2 separate regions of the Homo sapiens genome follow, and region 2 is linked to region 1. A link is a contact called in ENCODE Hi-C or POLR2A ChIA-PET data. All regions are on one chromosome and are shown on one strand. Each heading gives the region's core, a stretch centred on a gene start or an enhancer-like site at or near the end of the contact. The rest is flanking DNA. Distances are from core to core; before and after follow the strand shown. Region 1 holds the start of CRIPTO (cripto, EGF-CFC family member). Region 2 holds the start of LTF (lactotransferrin).

The links. Hi-C counts contacts between places; a loop is a spot of excess contacts on that map. ChIA-PET counts read pairs that join two places held with the same protein, here RNA polymerase II (POLR2A). Pooled maps may share reads with other maps.
Region 2: a pooled map of posterior vena cava shows a loop between it and region 1 (2.6-fold over the local background). The contact joins the promoter of LTF here to the promoter of CRIPTO in region 1. A Hi-C loop is called at or near these places in 1 of 50 pooled maps. POLR2A ChIA-PET finds 5 or more read pairs at or near these places in 2 of 52 experiments (H1 and WTC11).

Annotation. Positions count from the first base shown.
Region 1 is chr3:46,572,598-46,579,598 of GRCh38, forward strand. It overlaps CRIPTO (cripto, EGF-CFC family member), which reads left to right and starts at 5,191. Exons shown (of 6, transcript NM_003212.4): 1 at 5,191-5,407; 2 at 6,498-6,550; 3 at 6,635-6,769. The coding sequence starts at 5,373. RefSeq lists enhancers at 1,405-2,177, 3,724-4,495, 4,356-4,525, 4,496-5,269, 6,042-6,814 and 3 more.
Region 2 is chr3:46,460,391-46,467,620 of GRCh38, forward strand. LTF (lactotransferrin) reads right to left here and starts at 4,515. Exons shown (of 17, transcript NM_002343.6): 1 at 4,435-4,515. The coding sequence starts at 4,477.

The DNA of each region.
Region 1 (7,001 bases), core at 3,941-6,440:
TGCCTCAGCCTCCTGAGTAGCTGGGACTACAGGCGCCCACCACCACACCCGGCTAATTTTTTGTATTTTTAGTAGAGACGGGGCTTCACTGTGTTAGCCAGGATGGTCTCGATCTCCTGACCTCGTGATCTGCCCGCCTCGGCCTCCTAAAGTGCTGGGATTCCAGGCGTGAGCCACCGCGCCCGGCCGTATATGGTAAATACTCTTAACAAGTTGCCCAGAATTCAGCCCAGAATATCAGTGGTGGTTTGGGTTACGTATTTCAAATTTGTCTTTTTTCCCTTCTTTGCTGGGGGAAGAGGGTATTCTTTGTTTTATTTCTAGGATGAGGCTTGAGGAAACAAGTTGTTTTCCTGTGGCACTTCTCAAGGACCTTGCCCTCGCCCCAACCCCATTTTAGAAAATAGGGCTGAGATTTAATATGTGTCTGTCACAGATGTGGCTGGTGGAGAAAGACTAAGCCAAAAGAAAATCAGCACAGGTAAACACTGCACTAGAGGTTGGAGAAGCTAAGGTTTCTGGAAGACCAGATTTCTGGACCTCTTAGTCCAAGGGAATAAAGGATAGGGGGAAGAGTTGGTGAAAGACAAACACACACACACACACACACACACACACACACACACAAAGCAGTTTACAATACAGTGAGACCGAGCAAGGTGACTCATGCCTGTAATCCCAGCACTTTGGGAGGCTGAGGCAGGCAGATTGCCTGAGGTTGGGAGTTTGAAACCAGCCTGGCCAACATGGTAAAACCCCGTCTCTACTAAAAACACAAAATTAGCCAGGTGTGGTGGCTCATGCCTGTAATCCCAGCTACTCAGGGGACTGAGGCAGGAGAATCGCTTGAACCTGGGAGGTGGAGGTTGCGGTGAGCTGAGATCGCGCCATTGCACTCCAGCCTGGGCAGAAAGAGTGAAACTCCATCTAAAAAAAAAAAAAAAAAAAAAATATATATATATATATATATATATATATATATGCAGTGAAGACAAGATAAAATCTGGGGACGGTGGTTGCCAGGACAGGGCTCTCAGAACAGCTGGAAGCTGGAGTAGGGAGGATGGTCTCAGCAAGGACTTCCCAGAGCAAATGAAATTTGGGCTGAGTCTCAAAGAAGCCAGTCCAAGTGCTCTGTAAGAAGGACCAGCCAGGTCATAGAAAATGAAATACAAACACCCAATAACCAAGCAACAATGAAATACTACTTTTCACATACTGTATTAACAAAATTTAAGATGCTTGCTGCAGCCAGACCTGGTAAGTACTTGGGAGATAAGCTCTCAATACCAACTCAAGGGGGAGGGAGGAGGGGCGGAGAGGAGATTGGTGCAGGCTTCTTCGAAAATAATTTGGAAGCATCCACCCTTTAACCAAGCAATTCCAGTGCTAGAAATTTACAAGAGGAATATGCTCTCAAGCGTTCACCAAGATATATGTACAAGGAAGTTCACCACAAAACGTGGAAACATGTCATGTCTATTCATTGATAAAATAATGTATACTATGTCTACATAGGAAGAAATATGATACGGCCCCCATGGCGCACGGAAAAAAAATGAAGTCCTCTCTTAAGCCCTTCTCCATTCCTCTTACGCCATTTATGTAACAATATGGCTCTAAAATGACTTGCTTGAGCATGTCTTCCCCACTGAAATTGCAGATTTTTGAATGCAGGAATCTGTCCTTTTATGTCCCACACAGAGACCTTTGGCAAATACAGAGTAAGTTTCCAGTTGCAATTTGTAAGTTTGCCAGTGAAAACAGAAAGCCATTAACTTGTTAATGAAGTGTGGCCAGGACACATTGGGTGGATAATGCTTCCGCAGGAGTGTAGCTCAGGTGTTAACAGAAGCTAAGCTTGATGAAATTAGAGGCCCCAGCATTCCTCAGCTGGAGGGTACATACATATACAGAACTCCCCCGCCCCCTCTGCTCTCTCTTATCTTCTGGCCTGCCTGGATGTTCAAGGGAACAATGACAGAGGTAAGACCTAAGTGCCCTATGATAAAAGAAGGCTTTTACCTTGAAATACTGTCATTGTAGTGCAGACATGGCATTCTTTTGTTAACTCTTTGGTTGGAATTTAGTTCTACGTGTTCTCAACTATTTAAACAAGGTCGAATTGGCTTTTGATAGCTAAAATTGATCCCATTCTCCAAGTTTATTTTCTTCCTTGAATTTTAGGCAGACACAGGAAGTCTGTCCTTTGATTATGATGTATTTCATTCCACCATTCTTGTTTGGATGGTTTTAAGTCAAATGCTTATTTGTGTGATTTTTAAACACAATTCTGCCCCAGTTTTTAATACACAATGTCTCAAGGGCAGTACCAAGAAATGGCCAACACCAAGAGCATTGTTTTTCATTTTCTGCTCTCAGTGCCTTTTGTAAGGGATGAGATGGGCTGCCTGTGATTGGGGAACCCCCGTTGCACAGCACTTCCCAATCCTAGGCCTGACCTTTTGACACAAAGCACTCATTGGCCTGGAGGCTGGCCAGCAGCCCAGTTTCAACAGTGACCAAGCAGAGGTGACCAGTGGCCATCCTAGGGTAGCCATTCAATTCCCCCACCTGGAGGCAGCAACAACTTTTTGCAGTTAGTACAATTAGAATCAACAATTACTGTTCTTTCTCTCCAGCCTCACAGTGGGGTTACTTCTCACAACTGTTTCTCCAGCGCCAAACTCCAGTCTACAGGCCGCCCAGTAGTAGACATCAAATACCTGTTAAATAGCCCTTACATCTCCAGCCCAACGGCAAATATCTAACCTCTCTTAAACACCACAGCCCTTCCCTTCCCCTTCTCCCCACCCCCCATCCCAAAACCTGGCCCAGGCTCTGAATACCCTGGATCCACTTGGCTTCCTCTGCAGTCAGTACCTATGGGGAATGGGAATCTCTTCAGGGGGTTCTGGTCCTTAGAGAAGGGATTTTGTGTGGCTGAAAAGCTGGCATCCTGGGGTTCTGGTCCCGTCAATGACAACATCGCCAGACTGGAGACCTCAGTTACTTCCTCTGAAAATGCAGTGATTTCCAGGGGTCCTATTTAAGCTCTAAAAATTCCACAAGAGCTTTAGATAAGGAAATAGCAACGCAGGGGTGTGTTCTTTTGCCAGTTCTGCCACAGGCCTGCCCAGTCTCTAAAGACAAGACATCCAAATCCCCCAATAGAACTAGTTGTCTTGTCCATAAAGTGAGACTAATATTGTGGGCGCTACTTATCTACTTAGCACCTTGGACTGGTGAGGACTGTGGTGCACAAGCTACCTTACAAATGTACCACACTGAGTAACATCTTTAAACCTCCTTGCAGCTCCAGGGCTAGCCTTCTCCTTTGCGGAGCCCTCCCCCACCTCCGGCCTCCTAGAGCTTCAGGCCATGTTCCCCTGTCCCCTGTGAATCTCAGCATGCTACCTGAAGCATTTCACCTGAAAAGGCCACACAGGGAGGAGGCGAAGCGCAGCAGGAATGAAATAGTCAACTGCTGTGGAGTTGGAAATGTTGCTGCATCCCACCATTGACTGGATGGGGCCTCACTCCCCCAATACAAATTATTTTACGTTTGCTTCTCCCAAGATCATGTGTAAGGCCGGGCGCGGTAGCTCATGCCTGTAATCCCAGCACTTTGGGAGGCCGAGGCGGGTGGATCATGAGGTCAGGAATTTGAGACCAGACTGACCAACATGGTGAAACCCTGTCTCTACTGAAAATACAAAAATTAGCCGGGCGTTGTGGCGGGCGCCTGTAATCCCAGCTACTCAGGAGGTTGAGGCAGGAGAATGAGGCAGGAGAATCACTTGAACCCAGGAGGTGGAGGTTGCAGTGAGCCAAGATCGTGCCATTGCACTCCAGCCCGGGTAACAGAGGGAGACTCTGTCGCAAAAAAAAAAAAAAAAAAAAAAAAAAAATCATGTGTAGAAGTAAATAACACCTCTTCCCAGCACCTGTGGATCCATGGCATTCACACAGGTAGGCACTGACGCTGAAATGGCCTCAGATGCTACCAATTCTTTCTGCCGAGGCCTAAATCCAATAAACAGAGATGGATGGAAACAACTATCTAATAAAAGTTTCGCATTTGTGTGCCTGGCAACATTAAGTAACCGTCAGGCTTTCCTTTAGAAATTGGAATTAAATGCGATTTAGAAACTATTAACGACTTTGGGCGTATTTAATAACACATGAAATAACCCGGAGGATTGAAATGTTAGGTGAGGCGACTCCGGCTCATAGACGCGCCTCTCCATCTGGGGCGTCTGGCACTTAGTGGAACCACTCAATAAACACGTTTACCCCTGCAAGCGGCACATCAGAGTCCGGGGGTAATTCTCGGTGTCGTGGGGCCAGGACGGCGAGGGGCTGGAAGAGGCCGCCCTGTGGGAGCTGGGAGGCTGAGATAAATTCCCGTGATTGGGGGCTGAAATGGCCTCCCATGCCGGACTGCCGTGGTTCTAGAACTTTTTCCTGGAACAGGCCGGCACTCCCACTGGAGAGTCCCAGCTGCTGCGCCTCTGGCCGCCCCTCCCCTCTCCCGGGCACCTGGCGCCGGCTCCCGCGTCCTTTCAGGAATTCACGTCCGCCTGGAATTTGCACTTCAAGTCTGGAGCCCCCAAGGAACCCCTCCTGACCCTGAACTTCTATCTCAGTTTCAAGCTTCCTAGTCTTCCCCACACACACACACCTAGCTCCTCAGGCGGAGAGCACCCCTTTCTTGGCCACCCGGGTATCCCCCAGGGGGAGTACGGGGCTCAAAACACCCTTCTGGAAAAACAAAGGTGGAAGCAAATTTCAGGAAGTAAAACTTCCTGAAATAAAATAAAATATCGAATGCCTTGAGACCCATACATTTTCAGGTTTTCCTAATTAAAGCAATTACTTTCCACCACCCCTCCAACCTGGAATCACCAACTTGATTAGAGAAACTGATTTTTCTTTTTTCTTTTTTTTTCCCAAAAGAGTACCTCTGATCATTTTAGCCTGCAACTAATGATAGAGATATTAGGGCTAGTTAACCACAGTTTTACAAGACTCCTCTTCCCGCGTGTGGGCCATTGTCATGCTGGTGGGCGTCCCGCCCACCTGAAAGGTCTCCCCGCCCCGACTGGGGTTTGTTGTTGAAGAAGGAGAATCCCCGGAAAGGCTGAGTCTCCAGCTCAAGGTCAAAACGTCCAAGGCCGAAAGCCCTCCAGTTTCCCCTGGACGCCTTGCTCCTGCTTCTGCTACGACCTTCTGGGGAAAACGAATTTCTCATTTTCTTCTTAAATTGCCATTTTCGCTTTAGGAGATGAATGTTTTCCTTTGGCTGTTTTGGCAATGACTCTGAATTAAAGCGATGCTAACGCCTCTTTTCCCCCTAATTGTTAAAAGCTATGGACTGCAGGAAGATGGCCCGCTTCTCTTACAGGTATGAGCTAATCTTGAATGTGAACTTTTTTTGATTGCTAGAGATTGCCAGCTTAGGAAGTAATGTTCTACACCTGTCATTTGATTTTTCTCTTGCTCAAGCCTTAAAAGAGCTGCCAACCGCACTGCTGTTTTTCCTGAAAGACCTGGAATTTCACATGGTTACTTCTAACTTTGCCATTGGCTTTTAACATTTTCGTGTTAATGTTAATTTTCATTTTATGTTAATGACTCTGCCTATGAAATAGTGTTTCTTTATTCTTGTACAAATAAAGGTCAGTACTACAACCAAATTTAAAATCTTCCGAAAAGATTAAAGGTATAAGCAGATTCAATACTTGGCAAAACTATTAAGATAATAGCAAAAAAAAAAAAAAAAACCCACATTTTTTACCTAAAAACCTTTTAAGTGATTGGTTAAAATAGTTTGGCCGGGTGCGGTGGCTCACGCCTGTAATCCTAGCACTTTGGGAGGCAGAGGCGGGTGGATCACCTGAGGTCAGGAGACCAGCCTGGCCAACATGGCAAAACCCCGTCTCTATTAAAAATACAAAAATTAGCCAAGCATGGTGGCGGGCACCTGTAATCCCAGCTACTCTGGAGGCTGAGGCAGGAGAATTGCTTGAACTGGGGAGGGGAGGCAGTGAGCCGAGATCGCACCATTGCACTCCAGCCTGGGTGAAAAACCGAAACTCCCTCTCAAAAATAAATAAATAAATACAGTAGTTTGTAAAATGATTCATCGGTAACATGGGATGCAGCTATTTTTTAATCCTTATATGAAAATTGTATGCAGGGGAAAACATGTGAAATAGAAGATAAAAGACATATACCTACTTAAAATTAGGTACTTATGTGAGGACAGGGCCTAAGAAATAATAATATATATTAAAAAGACTTGGATATTGGTGACTTTTTTTCAACATTTTTCTTTGTTACATGAATTAGCCATTAAAAAAAGAAAGATGGTGCTCTACAATTTCTTTTCAGTGATCTGTGGTCTTGTCCTTGTGATGAGAGGACCTGGGTGTTAACTTGTAAGGTTTTATTTCCTTTGTTTGGCTAACTCATGTCTGACTTCCTCTTCCTAGTGTGATTTGGATCATGGCCATTTCTAAAGTCTTTGAACTGGGATTAGTTGCCGGTGAGAGACCTTTTGTTCTTTTGATCACTCTCAATTTTTATGTGGCCTAAAATACAGACTCCATGAATTGATTTTGTCGTTAAGGGCTGGGCCATCAGGAATTTGCTCGTCCATCTCGGGGATACCTGGCCTTCAGAGATGACAGCATTTGGCCCCAGGAGGAGCCTGCAATTCGGCCTCGGTCTTCCCAGCGTGTGCCGCCCATGGGGATACAGCACAGTAAGAACTGCCTGACTTCGATGCTTCTGCCCTGGCCCTTCATGTGTCTCCTGAGTATCTTTCCAACACTCTTTCACCTAAAAGGGCACCTGGTTCTGGAACTGTGCAGGTGCTGGACTGCTTTTGGTTTTGGAAGTGAGACAAGGATTGTGTATTTTACTTCCCTAGAGTGCAGTTTTCCTCCCCTGAGTCCACTTCACACTGGGGAACCCAGAACCACCACTGGCCTATG
Region 2 (7,230 bases), core at 3,265-5,764, 110 kb before region 1:
TGGGGACAAATCAGTTGGTTGGTGTGCCTGAGCTACCACCATTCACTCTGCACAGAAAGACTGGTGCTCCTGTTGAGCCTGCTTTTTTTGCTCAAATACTGGTTCTTCTTTTGAGCCTGCTTTTGTTGCTCAAATCCATGTAATTAGGGAGGAAGATGCATTGAATTTACTCACCTGGTTGCCTGATAAAAGGCATCCACAAAAAACCTGCAATGAACATCATACTAAAATGGTGAAAGACTGACTGCTTTCCACCTAAGATCAGGAATGATGAGAGAGTGTCCACACTCAACTCTTCTATTCAACAGTACTAGAGATTCTAGTCACAGCAATAAGGCAAGAAAAGAAATGAGACACCCATATTGGAAAGAAAGAAGTAAAACTGACTTTACTTTCAGATAACATGATCTTCTATGTAGAAAATACTGAAGAATCTACAAAGTACTATTAGAATTAATAAACAAGTACAGCCAGGCCACAGGATACAAGATCAATATACAAAAATTGATCATATTTTTGCATACAGCACAGAACAATCTAAAAATGAAATTAAGAACATAATGCTAGATAGTATAACATCAAAAAGGATTTAGTACATGACGGGTAAATGATAAGAACAGACATTTTACCAAAGAAGATATATGAATGGACAATAAGCACATGAAAAGTGCTCAATATCATTAGTCAAAAATGCAAATTGAAAATGCAACGAAATATCATTTCACAGCCACTGAACAGGTTATAATAGCTAAAACAGACAATGACACATATCGATGAGGATGTGGAGAAGTGGAAACCCTCATACATTGCTGAGAATGTAAAATGACCAGCCACTTTGTAAAACAGGTTGGCAGCTTCTCAAAATGTGAAGCACAGAGTTCCAATAGGACCCAACAATTGCACTTCTAGGCATATAGCCAGAAGAAATATTATAAGAACCTATCATACATAAATGCTTGTGCATGAATATTCATAGCAGTGTTATTTAGAATAGTAGAAAACTGGAAACAACCTAAATGTCCAATAACTGGTGAATGTACATCCATTCAATGGAATATTACTCAGCAGTGAAAAGAACTACTGGCATGCCCCACAACATGAACGAGCCTCAGTTATGCTCAGTGAAGGAAGCCAGACACAAGAGACCACATGCTGTATGATTCCATTTGAATGAAATGTCCAGAAAAGGCAAATTTATGGAGACAAGAAAATAGATTAGTGGTTGTCTGATGCTGGGGTAGAAATGAGGATTAACTATAAACAGGCATGAGGGACCTTTACTGGGGGGGATAAAAGTGTTCTAAAACAGATTTATGGTGATAGTTGCACACTCGGTAAGGTTACTGAAACTCATTGAATTGTACGCAAATAGGTGATTTTTTATGATATGGAAAATGTACCTCAGTAAAGCTGTTACCAAAAACTAAAACAAAAAACAAACAAACAAAAAAACAAAATAAACACACAGTTGTAAAAGCCCTCTGCCCTTTGGATGTGCTATGGGGTAGAATGTTCAGCCTCTGCTGTCTCCTGTTTCTGAGCCATCCCCTTATGGCGAGAGCCACCCATGGCCCTTGGGTGGGCAAGAGGCCTGTAGCTCCCTGGCTGAGTCTGCAGAGGTTTGGGGACACCTAGCTGCCATACTCCCCCTTCATCCACCCTCATCCCGGGGAAATCCCAGGGAATATAATCTTGCCTTGGAAGCCTTTATAGAACTATCCCACACTGAGAATTAACCCAATCAGATGCAGCCATTTGTGACCCAGTGAGCATTAACTGGATGCCTGCTGTACAAACAGCACTGTGTGTCACGCAAGGAATGTGTAAGCGGACAGGACCAGATTTCACTTCTCACTGGAGAGGCAAAAATCCAAAAAGAGGAAGCTAAGAATGGTGGATGTGTTAAAAGAGAACAAATACCAAACAAATACCAGCTAATGGAGACATACGTGTCTCCATTAGTTGCCACAGCTCCTCTGTATTGTGAATTCTGCCAACCTCTCCATTCTCCAGGGGAGGGAGCTATGGCTTTAACTAGTTATGTGGCTTGTGGAAGTTCCCATAGCTAATAAGTAAGTGTTGGATCTAGGACTCCAACCTAAGCAGTCAGGCACTAAACTCCCCTACTCTTACCACTGGGCTAGCCTGCCTATTTAGGTTGGCAAAGTTAGAGACAGGTTGGAGATGGGGCTAGAAAAGGGTCTGGGTCAGATCCTGGAAAGTCTCCAATGCTGATCCAGGGAGGTCTTATTCAGGATGCAGTGAAGCTGTGACTCACGGGAGACTCTCCCTAGGGCAGGGGCAGAGTGAACTGAGACCTGGGAACAGGCAGAGAAGCTGTGGCCAACGAAGGCACCAGGGAAGGGCTAGTCTGAGTGGAGAGAGGGGACAGCACTGAGAACAGAGAAGGGGGCAGGGAGCTGGTATCAGAAATCAGCTTGGTAATGGGTGGGTTCTGGGGGTGAAGGGAGAGAGTAAAATGGAAGACCATGCCTCAAGCCGGAGGTGGGGGCTGAGCAATGACGGGAACCTGTGGGCAGAGTTCATTTCTTCCCCTAAGAGGAGCTGAACCAGAGTGACTAAAGGACCGCTGAGCTCCCTTCCAGGATTCCCAGTCCCCAGCCCCCCAAACACCAGGTGAAGTCTCCACGCTCTTACCTCCCAGCTCTGGAGCTGTGTGACCCACAAGCTCTTACCTCCCAGCTCTGGAGCTATGTGACCCCCTGAAGCAGGTCTAGGTCTGGCCCCTCCAAAATCTTCAACCCCACACTTGTATTCAGTGTCAGGCACTCAGATGCTGCCCACTGGACCTGGCTGGACACTGGCCAAAACACACATTCTGGGCAGACATGCAGTGCGCTGGCCTCCAAGGCAGGGGCCAGGACAGGAGTTACTCTCCCCACCTACCCACACAGCTCATGATAGGGCCCAAGCAGACTGCTCAGACTGATGGGAAACCTCATGAGTGCCTCCCAGCCCATGGCTCCAGGGCTAAGCAGACAGACTCCTCCACCCAATGCTCACACGGCTTAGATCCAGCTGGCCCCACTCACCCAACTTCTGTCAGCCTGGACACCCACGGGGAGCAGGGCAGGAATTCCACAGGGCAACTGCCACCCTTTCCTCAGGAAGGACAAGGGTTGCAATGGCACTTTGGGGTACAAGCCACCATCCCAATTGACTGCAGGATTCAAACTTCAGACCTCAGTAGGCGCCAAAACAACTAAAGATCCAAGTGAATATAAAACCCAGTGGTGCAACTCTGAGCCAGAATCCTGGACCACAGCCCATGACCACTTCCAGGAAGGCAAGGCTTCCTTCCTCTCCTGCCCCTCCCAGGTGGCCCTAACCCTGTGCAACAGGCCACTCGCCAGGGAGCTTGAGGGGAAGAGAACAGTCGGGTCCTGGCCAGTCCCAATCTGTCTTAGAGAAGAGAAGGATGACCAACACCCATGGGAAGGAATTTGGAGCAGGAGACCAGAAGGGCAGGGACAAGGATGGGTTTGGGCTCCCACTGCTGCTCTCTATCCACCGCCACCTCTTCCATCCAGGAAGCTCCCAGCCTTAGGTAGATGCCGTAAGACAAGTGGAGGCTGCACTGGGCTGGGGAGGTGTGACACCTGGGCTTTCACTGTGCCCCTCCCACTGCCTAGGTCCTGATGCCCATCACAGCCCTTTCTGCTGCGGCCTGGGACCTTCCCCTCCCGGTGCTGCAGGGAGCTCCGCACTCACGCATTTAGGTCACTAATGTGCAGCGCTGGGGAGTGCCCTCTGAGCACCCGAGAAATTACTTTGGTTATGGAACTGACAATTGTTTCCTTCCTTCTACTCCTTCCTTCTGTTTGGCTGACATTTCCCTCTCAAACCCTCTGACACAGGGTTCCATCAGGAGCACCGCACCCCTCCACAACCCTCTGCCACGGAAGGTGTGCGAATGCCCCATCTCCTCCTCACAACCCTGTGGACCCATGGTTAGGCCGTTTCTTTAAGTGAAGAAACTAAGTCTCATAAAGGCTCGGTCTTGCTGGGGTCTCACAGTCCTCGCAGGAGCTAGGATCTGGACTAGGGTCCTTGAGCTAGTCGCTCACCCTCTCTGAGCCTCACTTTCCTCCCAGGTAAAACGCATGTCACAATACAATGGGGACCAAATCCTTAGGCGGGACACAAAGGGACAGGGGCCTGGGAGGCCTTTTGAGAAGCTCTGAGCAGAGCTAGGCGTGCCCCGATCCGGCTTGAGGAGCCCAGCTCCTGTTCCTCCCCATGTGGGAAAGAGACTGGCCCCGCGTCCGGGCCGCCTCCCGGCTGTAGGCGCTGGGACCGCGGGGCGCAGAGACCCCGCGCCCAGCCAACCGGACACAGGGACCAAAGCGCCTAGCAGACAGGGCGCAGGAGACGCCCATCAGGCGGCTCGCGCCCCCAGGCACCTGCACTCACCGAGGGCCCCGAGGAACAGCAGGACGAGGAAGACAAGTTTCATGTCTGCGGTCTGGAGGCGACTTGGCAAACGAAGGCTCTGCCACTTGCGCCTGCCCTGCGCCCCTTTATTCAGGGCTTTGCCCCGCCCTGTTGCCCAATAGACACCCCTTCCCTCCCCACTCCCCGCGGCCAGGTCTACTTGTTCCTTGAGGATCCAGGCTCCGAAAAGCCCTGAGGCAGGACAGGACTCCACACCGCGCTGCGAGAGGAAAGCCAGCCTGCACCTCACCTGTCCTGGTTCTGCCTGGCTGCTGCGATGTTCTTTCTCTCCCACTAGTCTGCAAGCCCCTAGGAGTCGCAGCCCCCTGAGCCCTGTCCCAGCTCTGGTCTCAGTGCCTTCTAGAGGGCAGGACACAGAGCAGAGGGTCTTTACTTGAAGATCGCCTTGACCTGTGAGACTGCTATCTTCTTCAGCAGATGACCTTGAAGGTGCCTAGGAGCCAGTTAGGGCAGGTGGATTTGCTTTCACCTTGGCTCAGCAGTGAGCTGAGAGTTGAAAAGATGACCCGACCACCCCCAGCAGCAGCCTAGGGACAGCTGACAGAGAAAAGAGAGGCTGCCCAGAGTCTCAGGCAAGCTGCCCATGGGGTATCTCCCTGCCCTGCTGAGACCCACAATACAGCTCCCAGAAAACAGACAGGGACCTCAGAGGGGAATGGCCACCACCCAAGGCTGGTTCCATGTTCTTATTTGCCAATGAGAAAGATGCCCTATGGCTAAGATGCCCTACCACTTTTTTTTTTTTTTGTCTTTTTTTTCTCCATCTCCTCCTTCTTCTTTTTTGGTGTTGATAGTATTCAGTAGGAAATGGTAACCTCATTTTAACAATCGCCATAAATGTCAGATTTTAAAATTCAAAAGCTAGAATACTGCTTCTAAGAATACATCTCGTAAATACATTCCCATGACACACAGCACCCCAGGTACAAATGTTTCCAGGCACCACTGCATGCCATTAATCAGTTGGAAGCAAACTAAACATCCATCTCTAGGGGAGTGTCACATACAGCATGGTGCCTGTGGGACACATTGGGGGCCTCAGAAAGAATATCCTGTGTGTATGGATGTGAACTTAGCCCAAGAGTAACTAGGCAGGGCACAGTGGCTCATGCCTGTAATCCCAGCACTTTGGGAGGCCAAGATGGGAGGATCGCTTGAGCCCAGGAGTTCAAGACTAGCCTGGGCAACATAGGGAAACCCCCATCTCTACAAAAAATACAAAAATTAGCCCAGCATGGTGGTGTATGCCTATGGTCCCAGCTACTTGGGAGGCTAAAGTGGGAGGACCATTTGAGCCTGGGAGATGAAGGTGGCAGTGAGCCATGATCATGTCACTGCACTGCAGCCTGGGCAATAGAGTAAGACTCTGTAACCCCCACCAAAAAAAAAAAGGGTAACTAAGTGAAGAAAAAAGGTACTAACAGTGAGGGAAATAATAGGTCACCTGAACACCTTTCTTGGCAGGTGAGTCTGACCAATATGTGACTCTGAAATCTGCTTATTCTGAAAAGCTGGTCTTGACTCTGCTTAGACTACTTGGTACTAAAAAGCATTTCCTGGAGCAGATAGGCAATGCCCCAGGGAGCCAGCTCTGCCAAGAGTGAGCATGCAGTGGGCACCTAGCCATGGAGAAGCAGGCTCAGCCCAAGGTGGAGAGGCCATTAAGGAGGCTGGGGAGCCCCTCCATTTCTGGGCATGATCCTGCCAAGGCACAGGGTGGAGGCTAATCAGGGATCATGCTTGCCTGCCATGAGACTGGGGTCTGAGATTTGGTGCTAGAATCACCAGCTGGGTTTTGGGGTGACAGATCCAAGGTCTCTCATTGTTTGGAAACATGATATTGCACCATTTAAAGTTGCCATCATCAATAATTGCAATAAGTTCTTTCAAAAATACTGAAGAAATACAAAATTGACTAATTCCCAGGAGTGCTGAAGCATCTTTGTACCTAAATTGGCAACAAGACTTTGCCTTTTCATCATTATAAAAGAATTAAGAAACATCATAACCCGTGTCTCTTTTTCTGAGTCCAAATTTTAAAAAAGGATGACTGGGAGGTCAGAGGGCCCTGGGCCCTCTTAAGTATGTTACAGTGTTGGCAAGAACACAGAGAACCTGGGGCCACTACCAAGAGGCTCAGCTTAAGGAGTGCCCTGAAGGCAGCATGGGTAGGCAACAGGGCAGACTGTTTTCCTGCTGTGCCTGTTGGAACAGCCCAGCCCCAGGGCAGGGATGTGAGCATCTGGACACAGGCAGAGCAGCCCCTCAAGGCCATTTGCAGAGGAGGCTGATGTAGGGGATGAGTCTGCCCCAAAAAACAATGAAGTTTCACTGATCTATTAACAGCATTCATTCATTCATTCATTCATTCATTCATGCCAGAACTGGTAGATGCCATGAGAGACAGAGAAGAGGGGTCTGTCCTTGCCCTCAGGAGCTCACAGCACTATGGGGGAGGGACAGTCACAGGAATGCACTTCTATCACAGAGGCTCCCTAAGAAGAGGCCAAGCAGCATAAAGCAAGTGAGTGTGAGGGCCCAGAGGAGGAATGACCAGCACCCATCATGAGGGCTCCAGAAGAACTCCAGGAAGATTTAGCCTGGGTACCTGAAGGAAGGGTGGGATTTCTACAGGTAGAGCATTCTGTAAAGTAAACAACCAAACAAGTAAAGGCTTGGGAGCATGAACCCAGTGACCAATTACCTGAGCACTAGGGACAACAAAAGTTCCCTCTGGCTTTCTGGCCAGGAATT